Linked DNA regions of Homo sapiens: region 2 is linked to region 1. A link is an interaction called in ENCODE POLR2A ChIA-PET data of the cell type or tissue named here. Cell type or tissue: MCF 10A. All regions are shown on one strand.

Region 1 (2,500 bases):
GGTTCCCCCTGCAAGGAAGGGAGCCTTAAAGCAGAGGAAGAACAGCCGTGTTCTCCACTGGCGTCTGAACTCCTCCACTTCACCCTGTCCCGGCAGTCTTAGCAATGCCCGCCCTTGACGAAATTGTGAGGTAGAGCAATTTTATCCACAGCGAGCCAGGCCCCCCATCACACCCCCACCCCAGTCTGGTGACAGTCCCTCATGTCCTTCCAGGAATCCAATGTTCTCTTCCCCTTTTCCCCTTTACCCTCATTTTACACTCTCTCTCTCTCAATTCCAAAATAACCTTGAAAATTTCTTCACTTATTCATGTATTTACACATTCAGCTGGGATTTACCGAAAGCCTACATTGGGCCAGGCACTGTTTTATTTGCAGGATACACGGCAGTTCACAGAGAAAAATCCCAGCCCTCACAAAGTTTACATCCTAGGGAATGGCAACAGATAAGAAATAAGTTAAAACACAGTCTTTTAGGTTACAATGTACCAAGAAGAAAAATACAGAAGAGAAAAAGAGGATGGGGAGCTCTGGGCACGGGGGGCGGGGGGAGGGTAATTACAATTTTAAAATCACTGGTCAGGGAATGTCCTTACTGAGAAGGTAACATTTGAGGGGAGAAAAGTGAAGAGTGACGGAAAAGACCTTGTACATTTCTGGAGCAGAAACTTCCAGGGAAAAGGAACCGCAAGTGCAAGGCTCCGAGGTGGGGCATGCCTGGTGAACCTGTGGCACTAGACTAAGATGTAAATAACTGACAGTGGATCAACATTCTGCCCTCCCAGTAATATGCACTCCAAGGAAGCCTTCTGCTGAAGGAATGCCGACATTAATCAGTGAATGCGAGAGGCCTTCTGTTGGGGCCTCCAGGCCTTGCTGGGGTTTCCCAGGCAGTTGCCTGTTTCATAATTGCCTCAATCCAGCATTATTATATTCTGATCACATTTTTAAACTACTGTGACTTAGTTCAAAAAAGATTGCATGAGATGTGTTCAACACCCTACTGATTCCCAAGAATAGACCATTTTGTTTCCTCTACTGCACCAAATGCTATTTTGCAACTGTCACTGTCTTTCCCTAATTCTCCTCTGCCTCATGAACAATGTTAACAATTTCCTTAAAACAGCTTGGCTCAGAGACTTTGCATCCAAAGCAGTCAGTCCATGTATACTGACTCACAAGGAGGAACATGTGGGGAAAGCTCAGTGAGACACTGTGACTCACGGCACTGGGACTCTCACTCTTTCGGGATGTTGACGTCTGAGGCTGTGATCTCAGGGCTGCCTATTTTTGCTCCCCCAGAATGAGGGGACTGTTCATTAAGGACGTGCTGGCTTCTCTGTGCTAGACAACAGGGCTTGGAGTCTGCTGGGCTTTATTATCCTGTGAGTTCTAACTGGGAAAGTCAACATAACTCTTCCCGCTCTCTTATTAGAGGCCTCCTCCACCCCCACGTTGGCCAGCGCTCCTCTCTCACCACCTAAGGCAGAAGCGTCTCTTGGTCCATCTAACTGGAGAGTCCATAAGAAATTCAAGATCCTGACTCCAAATGTTGGTGCTGTCATCCATGCCTTGACTTCCATGGAATAGGACCATGGGTCTTTCTCCAGGATTGAGGGGAAGGACGATCCTCTCCCATTTCTCCATGGCCAATGTAACAAACTGTCTATTCTCAACTGGGCCCTGAGCTCCTCCAGCTTCATTCACCCTGTCTGTCTTCCTCCTGACCACACTCAATTCCAGGAGTATCCTGGATACTTACACCTCTTTTTTTTCTTTTCTTTTGATAAAGATTTTTTTATAGAATGGAAAGTTACAGTTTCTAACCTAAACCTTTTCCTCTGAAACTTAAACATGTTTCTGCTTAAAGAAGCAATAGGAATATATTCCTTATAGAAACGATTTTTAGGACTTTTACATTCTTTTTCTGATACTGTCACTTTATTCTTTTTTTTGAGACGGAGTTTCACTCTTGTTGCCCAGGCTGGAGTGCACTGGCACCACCTCGGCTCACTGCAACCTTCACCTCCCAGGTTCAAGCGATTCTCCTGCCTCAGCCTCCCAAGTAGCTGGGATTACAGACATGCTCCGTCACGCTCAGCTAATTTTTTGTATTTAGTAGAGATGGGGTTTCACCACGTTGGTTGGGCTGGTCTTGAACTCCTGACCTCAGGTGATTCACCACCTAGGCCTCCCAAAGTGCTGGGATTACAGGCTTGAGCCACTGCACCTGACCACTTTATTCTTTACTAGGTTAAATATTCCCAGCACCTTCAGCCTTTTGTTATAGATCTTGTTTATCATCTTTGTATGTGTGATATTGTCCTCAGTGCCTAGTTCAGTTCTCTTTATAGATGTTTTACATAGATATTTCCATAAGATGTCATCAATCTGGACCTAGAAAAACATCAAAATAATAGTTGATCTTTCCTGGATACTTACACCTCTTAACTGTCATCTGGGTCACTCTACAACCCTGACTTACACCTACCAGCTGCCAT
Region 2 (2,500 bases), 190 kb after region 1:
GACTGGTCTTTTTTTTTCCTCTCTCTCTCTTTTCAATAAGCCTCAACTCTGCCTCATTGTAATTACCCTCACTGCTAACTTAGGCTATCCAAAAAATTTCATCGCTCGTCTATACAGTATTCCTTCAAACTGAAGAAAAGAGAGCTTGTATTTCCCCAAAATCTTCCATTGTCCAGGGCAAAAATAATTAGTTCCTTCAACTCGGGCACAGTAGAATGAGTCAGGAATCCTAAGGTGTACATTTCAGCTCTTCCAACAATGATGTGTGACACTTTCGGCAAGTGGCCATCTTCCAGAGCCTGTCCTTCCTTCTCTCATTTCACAGACAAGGCTAGCCCTACTGGCAAGGGGTCAGGGGTGTGGCAGGGAAGACATGGATCTCCAAATATGGACAACGCGGTGGGCTCTCTTTGGGATTTTGCTCTTGGGGCTGCTCTGCTCATAGCTCTGGCTCCAGAAACCAATGCTTCTATGCCCAAGTTTCCCCTGGCCTTGGGCCCTTGGACAGGGGGGCAAACGCAAGGGCTCTGAGGGTGAGAGGAAAAGCCACAGCTAGAACCATCAGAGATGAGGCCCAGAAGGACAAGTGCCCTGAGAAGCCCTGCAGGACAACCTGTGAGAAACAGGCTTTCCACAGGACGGGTTAGGAAATTAACTACTGTGTACCACACTGCCTCAAAAGGAAAATGCATTTTAGTCCCAACCAAATTACACGTAGTGTTTGGAATACCTATTACACACAGACACTACAAACCTAGGTGAGAAGTTTCTCTTCTGAAAGTAATCACAGACATGGCTATTTTTATCTTTAATAAACATTAAAGGCAGTAATGATAAGCACTGCTGCAGAAAAAAACACACCTCTGCCTCACTCTGCCACATTGTTTAACAGACTTCAAATGTATTTGTAAAAGGAAGGCTAAGGTGAAAAATAGCAGTTAGCATTGCCAGATTTCAATGAATCAAGTTTCCCTTCAATATTGCCTAATTTCCCACAAGGCCATGGGATTTGGATTAGTTTACACTGAAGAGATATAGCTGAGTCACATATGCTACTTAGGAATGGCAATCTGACTGTGGAAACAATCTCTAACTCATCTCTCATCTCTTGAGTGTGGAATGGACCCAATGACTCTTGTAACAAAGCTAGGGAGTGAGAAGGAGGGTAGCAAATCCCATCGGATACTTTCAAACTATACTTGGTCTTCCTCTGTATTCCAATTTAACCCGTGATTCCATGTTTCAGAGGAAGTCACACAGTGAGTCACTTCCAGTTGAAGGAGTGAGTTTTATTACTCAGATGTGTTGGAGGATAAATAAATACCATTCACCTACATGATGAAGACAATCAAATCTCTCTCCTGGGCAGCACGCCCTTACTTTCATCTGCCTACCTACTAATTCTTCCTGGATATCACACAGGGATCCCAACTCAATTTCTCTAAAAGCAAAATAGCCCCCCAAAGACGTGACTTTCTATACTCCCTATTAATAGCTACCTGAATGTCTAAGCTAGAATCCAAACCTCATGTTAAAGCTCTTCCTGTTTCTTCAAACCTACTATTCCCATCCATTCAACTCTGCCCTGATGAACTACCAACCTCGACAGTTCTAATCTTCTATTGGCCATTGCCCCCTATAACCCATCCTTCATGCTAGAAGGGTCACTCTAAGACAATGGACTGCATCGCTTTCAAGACTTCTGACATTTCCTGTTACTCACAGGACAAAAAAAGCATGGGACATGTGGCCAGTAAGGGAGGCCCAGAAAAAAGAGATGCCCAATACCATGGCCCTCCATGATATTCGGATACCAAATCCGAACTCCTGAAATGGGCCATGCAGATCAGAGCACTGGGTGAATAAAACTGAAAGACCTTTGAAACAAAGCAGACTATTAACAGCTCCAAAGAACACAGCCAGGCCCACTTGCCAGGGCCAGGAGGCTAAAGGGCTATGATAAGAAAGCTGCAGGGTTAACTAGCTACCTTCTGTGCTAGCCCAGGAAGAACCCCAGCCAAAATGCCAGAGGGACTCTGAGGAAAGGACCTAAGATACCTCTCCCACAACATACATGCTTGCACATAGACCCCACACTTTGACTACCCATCGCCATCAGCTCCACCATTTCCAGCAGGGCACACACCCCAGGGAGGCCCAAATAACAAAGCACTCAGCCAGATAATTCCTCCAAGGGCCCAGAGGAAGTCAGACCAAAGTGGCCCAACCAGATTTCACCTCTACCCAGAGAGCAAAACAGCCCGTCAGTGTGTCTAGGAAAGGTCAGGGCTTCTGGTGAGTCAAATGGACAGTGAAATCCCCACTCCCAGGGAAGTTATGTAATCTCCTCCCATTATATAGCCCCACTGATTACAGGCACTATCAATTTATTTTGTAATCACAGAAGCTTTGATAAAGCTGTATGAACAAAGACCAGTCTCTCTCTGCCAGGAATTTTAGAGACCTCAAGCATCTGAACACCATGGCTGGACACTGGAGC

What was found. ChIA-PET counts read pairs that join two places held together with the same protein. Peaks named below come from ENCODE experiments on the same cell type or tissue, not always from the same donor. Only the 100,000 strongest peaks of a DNase experiment are listed, where the experiment ranks them.
Region 2: POLR2A ChIA-PET joins it to region 1 with 6 read pairs; 2 of 35 experiments call an interaction of 5 or more read pairs at or near these places.

Annotation. Positions count from the first base shown.
Region 1 is chr18:31,486,614-31,489,113 of GRCh38, forward strand. No RefSeq gene overlaps it. Among named protein-coding and RNA genes, the nearest start is that of DSG2, 10 kb to the right of the region's middle. RefSeq lists an enhancer at 1-2,500. In MCF 10A, no CTCF peak of the experiment used is centred here; a DNase peak (open chromatin) is centred at 1,208.
Region 2 is chr18:31,678,317-31,680,816 of GRCh38, forward strand. The region is part of intron 1 of B4GALT6 (beta-1,4-galactosyltransferase 6); the gene reads right to left. Among named protein-coding and RNA genes, the nearest start is that of B4GALT6, 5.0 kb to the right of the region's middle. In MCF 10A, no CTCF peak of the experiment used is centred here; a DNase peak (open chromatin) is centred at 1,015.